Linked DNA regions of Homo sapiens: region 2 is linked to region 1. A link is an interaction called in ENCODE POLR2A ChIA-PET data of the cell type or tissue named here. Cell type or tissue: PC-3. All regions are shown on one strand. Links, peaks and the distances in the headings refer to the core of each region. The heading gives the core; the rest is flanking DNA.

Region 1 (5,373 bases), core at 238-5,237:
TCATAAGTAACAGACAAAAATTAAAAACGTAAAGAAATTTATGAATCTATAATCTCTCAAATAGATAATAAAAATTATTTTCTAGGTTGATGGAACAAAGAAAGGAGAGTTCATTTCTATCATCATCCAATAGAGTTAGAATAGAGTTATAATAAATAATAAAAAGTGATGAAGTTAATACTTTGAAATTATGAAATATATCCTTAGACAAACTTTGGAACAAAAAGGCAATCAAAACTGAAACCTAGCATAACTAACCCTCAGAAGACAATGTAGAAACTTAAATGCTTTTATAAAAAGAGAAAGATTAAAATTAATGAAAATTAGTCCTGGCGCGTTGGCTCATGCCTGTATTCTCAGTACTTTGAGAGGCCGAGGCAGGTGGATCACTTGAGGTCAGGAGTTTGTGACCAGCCTGGCCAACATGGCGAAACCCCGTCTCTACTAAAAATACAAAAATTAGTCGGGCAATGGTGGCATACGCCTGTAATCCCAGCTACTTGGGAGGCTGTGGCAGGAGAATCGCTTGAACCTGAGAGGTGGAGGTTGCAGTGAGCAGAGATCACGCCACTGCACTCCAGCCTGGGAGATAGAGACTCCTCTGCCTTAAAAAAAAAAAAAAAAAAAAAAAAAAAAAAGTAATGGGCCAGGCACGGTGGCTCACTCCTTGTAACCTCAGAACTTTGAGGCCGAGGTGGGCGGATCACGAGGTCAGGAATTCGAGACCATCCTGGCTAACACGGTGAAACCCCATCTCTACTAAAAATACAAAAAATTAGCTTGGTGTGGTGGCGGGCACCTGCAGTCCCAGACCCAACTACTCGGGAGGCTGAGGCAGGAGAATGGCACGAACCCGGGAGGCAGAGCTTGCAGTGAGCCGAGATCGCGCCACTGCACTCCAGCCTGGGCGACAGAGCGAGACGCCATCTCAATAAAAAAAAAAAAAGGAAGGGAAAGGGAGGGGAGGGGAGGGGAGGGGAGGGGAGGGGGGGAGGGGAGGGGGGGAGGGGGGGAGGGGAGGGGGGAGGGGGGGAGGGGAGGGGAGGGGGGAGGGGAGGGGAGGGGGGGAGGGGGGGAGGGGGGGAGGGGAGGGGAGGGGGGGAGGGGGGGAGGGGAGGGGAGGGGAGGGGAGGGGGGAGGGGAGGGGAGGGGAGGGAGCCTTGTCAAAGTGCAGGTTAACTACCTCTGCAGTACACCTAGTGGCCACTCGAGTTGCCTTATTCCGCCCCATATCACCCCTGTATTGCCCCACACAGAGTGCAATGCCTAGTATGCAGTAGATGCTCAAAGTTGCTCTCCTCAATGTGTGTACGAAACAAGATTTAAACAAACTTTTGGTTTTGTCTTGGGAAAGAACGAATCAAAACTTCTATTATCTGGGGAGAATGCTTTAAAAATTCTCTATTTTCTCTCCCTCACTGAGAACACAGTGATTCCACACACAGTTGTGAGGCCTCTTGGTGTGCTTCCCCTCCTAACCTGCTAAGAGGGAGACTTGGGGCTGTCACTTAGCTTTCAGACTTGTAGGGAAGAATGTGATCCCAGATTAGCAGAGCATGTAAGCCATGTTCTCTCCCACCCAAATGCTCAATTGGTCTTGTCTTTCACTATCTCCAGTTCCTAAGATGAGTCGTCAGTACTGGGGTGGGGTTGGGTGGAGAGGCAAGTACCTAGGGTAGGGGCTTGGAGATAGAGCTCCCCAGGCACTTCAGAAAGAGGTTCGTTCAAAGTGACATAGGGTTCTACATGGGAGCATTCCAAGAAAAGGGACGCTGAGGACAGATGTCACTTCATGTCTTGCTGCACCTGTGAGCCCATGCCATCCTCTTGTAATTTGCAGGTGTGTGTTTTATAACTGCTCCCTGGGCAGTTCTAAATGACAAAGCATTCGTGCTGGCAGCACCCTCTACTTCTCACTTACTCCTCCAGGCCTCTGGCGAACACAGGGCTCAGAGGAACTACCTTCTTCAAGAATCACGGACGTGGCTGGTTTTCTCAGGAAGGGGTCTCGGCTGAGCATTAAAATAAAACGGTGCTTGGTTTTTGTACAGGAAACCTTTTCTTCCTTCAGTTTCAACAACCCCAGGCATTACCTACTGTAGCTGATGCTTTTGCTCTTACCATATCCTGCTACCTTTCCTGTCTCCAAAGCCCTAAATAGATTCCTCAAGGAATGTCTTCCTAAATTCCCTCAGGCAAGAGGAGGAAGGGCTGTCTTTATTATGTCTTTACTCTAAAGTCTTTAGCATAAAAAAGCAGCTCTGGATTCATTTCATTAATAAAACAGAGTGAACAAAAGTCCTCCTGCATCAGTTTTACTCATGAGATCAAATTGTGTGATAACCACTCACCCATACCACAGAAACCACACAAAACTGGACCTGCCTAAGGAAGTTAAACTTAGAATCCCGTTTCCCCTTGGGGCTGAGTTTCCATTTTCTCATTTATTAAATAACTTGTAAACTATTTTTTAAATTAACTAGCTCTTGGTCCAGGAGCTGTGGCTCACGCCTGTAATCCCAACACTTTGGGAGGCCGAGGCGGGCAGATTACCTGAGGTCAGGAGTTCGAGGCCAGCCTGCCCAACATGGTGAAACCCAGTTTGTACTAAAAATACAAAAATGAGCTGGGTGTTGTGGCACATGCCAGTAATCCCAGCTACTCTGGAGGCTGAGGCAAGAGAATCACTTGAACCCGGAAGGCGGAGTGAGCTGAGATCACGCCACTGCACCCCAACCTGGGCGACAGAGCAAGACTCCATCTCAAAAAAATAATTAATTAATTAACTAGCTCTCTAAACGTTCAATAAAACTTATCCTGAGCCGCATGTTGTGCCTGTGTGGTCTCACCCAAGGGAAGGTGAGCACATTCATATTGGCTGGTGAAAATCCAGGCAATATGTCTGTATGGTTCTTAAAGAACTGAGAAACAGCAAGAATACGCACAATATTTGTAAATAACTTGAGCCTTTATAAAATGATCCTTTTTTGGAAAATACACAGAAAAAGTTGTGCGCAGGTTTACCTAGAATGTCAATTGGAATGAAGACTGTGATGGCTTAGCCATCACAGGTCATTCTTATAGAAGCAGCATTGTCTGTGAAAGGCTTTCAGGATTCATCCTTAGAAAGGGTTTATTTTCCTCTCACTTTCTCCACTGGTGTAAGATTACAGCTTTCCAGCGTCTCTTGGTGAGAAGGAAATACAACTTGATTCCTCTGTCTGATAAAGTAGGCTTGGGGCTTTTTTGTTTTTTTGAGATGGAGTTTCGCTCTTGTTGCCCAGGCTAGAGTGCAATGGCACGATCTCGGCTCACTGCAACCTCTACCTCCCGGATTCTAGCAATTCTTCTGCCTCAGCCTCCTGGCTAATTTTGTATTTTTAGTAGAGACAGAGTTTCTCCATGTTGGTCAAGCTGGTCTCAAACTCCTGACCTCAGGTGATCCGTCCACCTTGGCTTCCCAAAGTGCCGGGATTAGGAATACAGGCGCAAGCCACTGCGCCTGGCCAGCTTGGGGCTCTTAATGGCTCCCTCCTTGCTTGTAGGCAGGGCTGCAGCATCTGCCTTCCCTTCTTCCGCACTGCACCCTTCTTCCCTCGGACTTGAACTTTGCATCTTGGTTCACTCCTGGGTGTTCACCACTGTCCTTCTGATTGCTATGTCCAGCAGCAGCACATGACCATCCAAAGGAAGCCACTGTCCCTTTAGAGTCATGCTGGAGTTTGTCAGCAACATTTACTAGGTACCCCCTGCCTCTTTGCCATGAGGTCTTGGCAGGTACATCACTTATGACAAATTGTTTTCAGATTAAGAGAGGTCTTATTGGGAGCAAGGGAATTTAATTAAAGTCAAAGCCCAAATTCTGGCCAAATGAGTGTCCTCTGTATGTATGGCTGATGCCTAGGTTCTCTGTAAATACATCAATACCAGGGAGCTCACCTGTCCTCTTCCTTCCTTCCTGCTAATGGGGACCCTAAGATGTTTAGTGAGAAAAAAGGGTAACTTTGTTTCTTTCCAAACTACCTTCACTTGGACACATCCATGATGAATACCCTCTCTCAATCATCTCTGAGCTCCAGGTAGAGCTCCCTATGAATGGACATTCCTGTGACCTCTTCCAGATCTGGGATATTCCAGAAGATGATGTATGGAAGAAGCTGTTTTTCCGCAGAATGCTCATTTGACTTCCAATATTTGTTAAACTGCATCTTATATGACTTCTGAATCCAAAGAGTCATGGTGAGGAATCCACCAACCCCAGATGGGTCCACGACTAGCAGGGATTCTTCAAACTCCTTAAAGTTGTCTGAACTTTTCTGTATGTGATTTTTATTCTCCAGAGGCGAGAATCCACAGTGCTCATGGTGTATTCAAAGAGGTCTGCAACACTGAAAAGATTGAAAACAGATGTTTACTTGGACTACTTTTCTCATTCTGGTATCCCATGAGACTCTGATGACGTTTGCAGCTTTGACTCCAAACCCAAACCTAAAAAATATTTATCTGAGAGTGTCAGAGTAAAATTTCTGGGTAAAATCTCTGCCTGCTGAAGAAGGCACTTGTACTTCTAAAGAGGGCATGGCACGCCCCTACCTTAATATGATTAATGATTTCCAGCAATATTTGAGGCTTCCTGGGCAGTACCACAAATCATTTCCTACTTTTCACAATAATTACCTTGATAAGAGGCTTCCTTAAGAAAGACCAAAAAAATTTATCTGGTCCCTGGACACTATCCTAAGATCTTAGTCAATTCTGTCCCAATCCTGGGCTTCCCCTGGGTCAGCCCTGTCTTCAAAGCTCAGAGTCATACTTACAGGATGGCAGAAGAATCACTTCATCCTAGGAAAGCTTCCTCAGAAAGCTGAGAAGGTGTCCCATGTTTGCGGAACGACAGAACTCACTAGAGGAGCATTGTATTTGCTAGTGTGGCTGGGACTTGGAGGGCCACAGCCTAAGATGGTCAATATGGTGGGTCTTATCAGTTCCGGGGGCTTCTAACTTCAGTTGCCTCTCTCTCTATGATCCCACCCAGTCTTTTAATACTTCCTGCTCTGATCAACATTAGGGGCTATCACCTTTCCACCTTGTGCAAATGCCTGATGATGTTTCTTTCCCCCGCCCATCCCTCCACCTTTTTTGAGATGGAGTCTCACTCTATTGTCCAAGCTGGAGTCCAATAGCACGATCTCTGCTCACTGCAACAGGGTTCCAGTAATTCTCCTACCTCAGTCTCCCGAGTAGCTGGGATTACGGGCATGGGCCACTACTCCTGGCTAATTGTATTTTTAGTAGAGTTGGCATTTGGCCATGTTGGCCAGGCTGGTTTCAAACTCCTGACCTCAGGTGATTCACCCACCTCAGGCTCCCAAA
Region 2 (5,373 bases), core at 296-5,295, 310 kb before region 1:
AAAAAAATGCATTTTCTAGCAGTCATTCTGTTCTGAAGGAACATTTGAAAGGGGTGGAAGGGAACCAAGTAAAGACATAAACAAGGGTAGATACAGAGATAAGGTGATAAATATTGTTTGAAATCTGAAAGGTGATCACAAAATGCAAAAGGATATAAGAGGTTGAGAGCTGTGCTATGAGCTGGGATAGTTCTGGGCTGTGTAAAACTGTGTGTATTGAATACCTACTTACTCCTTGTTACTAGCGCTTCTCCTTTGGTTATCTTGATATGTATTTTTGACAAATACAGATAAAATAATAAAAGAGGCAGCCTTCTCTTAAGAAACTCATCTCTTAAGAGACAGGCATGAGAATGAAGCAGAATTCAGTGCGTTCAGTACTCTGCAGATAGTTACACAGTGAGGCCACACAGAGATCTTATCTCTGGTCTAATCTCTCCTGGGGCAGAAAGATCTGGTCAGAGTGAGAGACTGTAGTGTGTAAAGAACACCCCAGGGAAAGAGAAAATGGTGTTACCTCCCCTCTGGGTTGCTCTGGACAGAGGTAAAGACAGCGTCCCTGTGCTCTGGTGCTGGGTCATGCCCAAGAAAGTGCTAGAAGCATGGGGAGCCCAGGAAACAACTAGACCACCAGCCTGGGGCTTCTAAAATATGCAACTAACTTCTGGTAGCATCAGAGAATGAGGGTCTCCCCACAAGGCAGACAGGCAGACAGGGCTCTTCTGAAATTTCTACAAGGACTGAGTGGTTTGTAAAGAAAGCAGTCTCGTTCCTTCCATTTAGGGAGCAGTGAGCGCACATTCATGTTGCAGAAGCTTCCTCCTAGCAAGCTGCCTTTCACCTACTTCCCCTGTGTCCACTTGAGAGTGGATTCCAACTCCTGTTCCCAGAGGCTCAGGACCAGAGGCACTGATACCAGCTGGGTAGAGCGAAGCCACCATCGGGCCTCCCTAACGCATTACGCTAGTCACAGATGAGGGGCAGTGAACCCTCAACCTTCCGCATTTTGACTTCAAATGCACCTCCCCTCCTGGGAAAAGAATTTGATTTTGTTTCCTGAGGCCTGGTGTCACAGGTGATGGGGCTGTGCTAGCAGAGACTGAGAAGGGAAAAGAAATGGGGAGTGAGAAAGAGAAGGAAGGGCCCTGAGGCCTGAGAAGGCAGCAGTGGACTCGGGCGCCTCCAGGATGCTGTGACTCAGTTACACCATGAGAGTCTCACAGAGCGCAGGGCATTAAACAGCCCCTACTAAAATGATCCTGCCTCCTTTGTCAGTCCTAGCTGCCAGGTTCCCCAGTGCCAGAGCCTGCCATCGTAAAAACTCACTGAAGAATGCAGCGGCAAAGGGCAAAACGTCATAAGTCACGATCCCGAGGGCCCCAGGTTTACACAGTATCACCGTGAGGTCCTGAGGCTGCACGTGAAGCAAGCATCTTCCTTGTTTTGTCTACCTTTATCTGCGAGCTGGACAAAGGTGTTCCTGAAGGGGTAGCCTCAACCAAAAATGACAGAAGACAGTGTGGCAGCTGGATGGCTCTTAGAGATTGGCTAGCCCACCTACCCTCACTGACCCACATTTTAAGAGGAAGAAGCCGAGGCCTCAACAGCCAAAGACACTTGCATGGGTCAAGCCAATCACGCTGGAGTCTGTGTTTACGCCAGGTGAACAGACTTCTCGGCCTGTGCTTGTCCGGCGAAGCCCAGCAGCTCCCGCCTCCTAAATGTGTCCCCCACATTATACCTCAGTATGCTATGAGGAAAGACGCAAGGTGCTCTCCATACAATCACCTCTACTTTTCAGATAGGAAACAGAGGTCCCACCCAGGTCACAAATGGTGCCAGAGCTAGAATTCGGGTTTTCAGATTTCTTGCCTAGTGCTCCTTTTACTAAATGACATGATCTCCCTCAGGAAATGTCCTCACAGCCCAAGCCAGCCCCTGCTTGTTTTCATCATCCAACAAGGCAAAACATTCAAAACTTTGACCAGACGATGGGAGACAGACGGGCTCCCCTAAGATGCCGCACAGGCCCTGCAGGAAAGCACTCCCAGGGTAAGGGGTGAGGCCAGAGGCTGGTGAGTCTTTACCTTCAAATGCCCGTGCAGCATCCACGAGGTGGGTCCAATCTAACCCTGTGGCTGTGTCCGGGAGGGGCATCAGGCCAGGATCTGCGCACTTGGACTTATCTGATAAGGACCCATCGGAGAACCAGAACTCATCTAAACAGAAACAAAACCAGAGAGTCAGTCATCAGTCACAGCACGGGCACCAGCCCAGAGTGAGTCAGAACATGGGCACCACTGCCCCTCCCAGAGTCAGTCAGTCAGAACACGGGCACCACTGCCCCCTCCCAGAGTCAGTCAGAACACGGGCACCACTGTCCCTCCCAGAGTCAGTCAGTCAGAACACGGGCACCACTGTCCCTCCCAGAGTCAGTCAGAACACGGGCACCACTGTCCCTCCCAGAGTCAGTCAGAACACGGGCACCACTGTCCCTCCCAGAGTCAGTCAGTCAGAACACGGGCACCACTGCCCCTCCCAGAGTCAGTCAGTCAGAACACGGGCACCACTGTCCCTCCCAGAGTCAGTCAGAACACGGGCACCACTGTCCCTCCCAGAGTCAGTCAGTCAGAACACGGGCACCACTGTCCCTCCCAGAGTCAGTCAGTCAGAACACGGGCACCACTGTCCCTCCCAGAGTCAGTCAGAACACGGGCACCACTGTCCCTCCCAGAGTCAGTCAGGAGTCAGTCAGTCGGAGCACAGCACAGGCAATGCTATCCCCTCCCAGTGAGTCAGTCAGCACAGGAACCACCATCCCCTCCCAAAGTGGCCAAGATAATTTTTCCTGCTCTTAATGGAAAAAGAAAACATGAGGCTGCAGTTGCCCAAAAGGGATCTAGCTGGAAAAATGGAGGTTTGTAAAAAGCAGGCGAGTCTGCACTAGTGAGAGGTTGGCCAGCATGTAAGGGCAGGGATGGCAGGAAGATTAGAATCAAGCCTCTGTACACTATTGTAATTTCGCGGTTTTCTTCCAGGGGGCTTCTTTTGAGTACATCCAGGTCTGACTATTGCAAGACAAATCCTCATTTTCTTCAGGGGAGACCTTCCTCTTTTTAAAAGTGTTGCAGGGTTTACGTTGCTGTAAGAAGTATTGGAACAATCTCCATCCTGATTCATAAAGCTTACTGAGGAACACTTCTAAGCTGAGCACCACAAACTTGAGATGCCTCAAATACCAATTGATTATAAAAATGTAGTAAGACCAACTTTGCTTTTATCAATACATGAGATTGAGGATGCTATTTGATATACAAAGCACACACATAGTGGTTGGATTACCTTTCTGACTTAGTAAGGTAGTTTTATCAATGGCTAAAGCAGAAACCACTCACCCACCCTGTATTCAATGTTGGGTGGTTTTCCTTTGGCTATGAATGGACCTTTTCCATTTCTTTTTCTCCTTAAACTCTCATCAAGGTACTTAAGTGTTTATGTCATTAATAATACTCGTTGTTAAGAACTTATTACGCATCTGAGGACAAGTTCTAAAAAGGCTTCAACTGGACTTTAATGTGCCTTTTCTGAACCTGCCCAGAACACTGCATGCAGCTGCTTGTGAACACATCTGACTAATTAGACCAATCAAAATAATGACCACCTGGCTGTTTGAGCCTGCAATTATGTTAAGTAAGGGGGCATAATTAACCAAATGCACCTGTAATTTTTATTCCCACATCCTTTTGGGTAGCTGTGAAATGCTGGCATCTGGACTAAGACAGCTAGTAAATTTGGCCTTGAAGGAGACCGACAGACTTTTTTGAGACTCTGGACAAATGCAGCTCTTACCAGATCTCTAACAGTTACAGCTACGCCAATTTTCCATGCTACCTACCACCTTTAGAAGTTGGGGTAATATTCCACCTAATTATTCCCTGCCTCTATTTTGAAGGGAACCCAGTAATGGATATATTGTCCACATTGTTTCCACCCTCCCTTCTCCACATGCTCTTCTTTGAAACAACACTGGTTCTTCCTTATTCTACTTGTTCTGTGTGTGATGTGCTTGTCCTTGCCAAGAGGTTAACCAGCAGAGGAGGGAAGCAGCAACGCAGGAGTGGGAGGTGGGAAGGAGGGCACGCAGCACTCACTGTTTCCCAGGAGCATCCTTGCTCCCTACTGGGCAAAGACTGGGCTGAACTGGCTGTCGGGTCCTGTCTCAGTTGCTTAGGAAGAAAGGGTTCCAGAAAGGTAAAGAAAGACCCTCAAGCAGAAAGGTAAAGAAACCCAGGAATCTTCCTTCACTTAAAAAACACTTCCTTCTCTCTCTGCAACTCATATGCTGCTTTGCTCAAGGCAAGTTTTCTGCACCGAGTGTAAAGAAATTAAATATGGAGGCAGCAATTACTTTTGTCACTGATTTCCACATGGCTGGGCTCTTCGGGAAACGGTGCAAGAGCGGCATAGCTCTGTGAGGGCCGCGGAGGTCAGGCAGGCTGGAATCTGGGCCCACTGCAGCACTGTCCTCCCTCCTTCCCTCACTGGAGGGGAAGCATCAGGGAGCGGAATGGAATTCTATTCAGATACACGGCCATTTCTACAGAAAGTACATTCTGTTCATCATGTTTTACTAAGAAATGCCAACTCGTGAATTTTCCTTGTGTTTATAAAGAAACAATCCTTCATTCCAGCTTCTGGCATTCTTGAAGGCTAAAATCAAGCCTAACACACATTCTATGTGCTACTTTTCCCCCTAAGACCACTATACAACAAGATCCTTACTTGGCGATAACAGGAGACAGGAAAAGAGAAAAATAACACAGTAGACAAGAGGGGTAAAATGCAATGAGAACAGAGGGGATGGCGGCCAGTGCCCTGATTCACAAGCTGGGATGTGAGATTAATGTCCCTTGCTTCCCCTTCCCCTGGTCCCTCCTGCAGCTGTGTGCATCTTTCCCCAGTACTCAATAGAGTGGTTTCCTGACAGTCTTGAGTGAAATAAGCTCTGACAATTCCTAAGCACCTCTAAAGTTCCTGATACGTGGCCATTCATAATTTTGCCAAGGCACAAACATGAATCTTTGTGGCCCACAGTGCGTGAGTGGGCCCGGCTGCCCACGGAGCAGGCCAGCCAACCAGCTCTGAAGGTCTCTGCCTGCTACCCCCTACGCAATGCATGCAGAGACCCCACACAATGTGGCACTAATGGCTCTCGGATCTGAGATGGTTTCGGGGTGTATATTTCACAACCAAAGGCAAGCCCAGACAACCCCTCACCACTTTTAATTTGTATGGCTGGCCAAGCAGGGAGCAGAAGCAAAGGACATTTGTTGGTGACATTTTTTCTTTATTACAAAATATTGTCCCCCCTCC

What was found. Peaks named below come from ENCODE experiments on the same cell type or tissue, not always from the same donor. Only the 100,000 strongest peaks of a DNase experiment are listed, where the experiment ranks them.
Region 2: POLR2A ChIA-PET joins it to region 1 with 5 read pairs; 1 of 35 experiments calls an interaction of 5 or more read pairs at or near these places.

What each region holds. Positions count from the first base shown.
Region 1 is chr1:232,724,302-232,729,674 of GRCh38, forward strand. It overlaps LINC01744 (long intergenic non-protein coding RNA 1744), which reads right to left. Exons shown (of 4, transcript NR_110683.1): 4 at 2,953-4,388. Among named protein-coding and RNA genes, the nearest start is that of LINC01745, 8.9 kb to the left of the region's middle. In PC-3, for the core only: a CTCF peak has its summit at 1,360; a DNase peak (open chromatin) is centred at 2,280; H3K4me3 peaks cover 664 bases; H3K27ac peaks cover 1,548 bases.
Region 2 is chr1:232,413,407-232,418,779 of GRCh38, forward strand. SIPA1L2 (signal induced proliferation associated 1 like 2) reads right to left here. Exons shown (of 23, transcript NM_020808.5): 19 at 2,088-2,219. Among named protein-coding and RNA genes, the nearest start is that of SIPA1L2, 210 kb to the right of the region's middle. In PC-3, for the core only: no CTCF peak of the experiment used is centred there; a DNase peak (open chromatin) is centred at 2,265; H3K4me3 peaks cover 467 bases.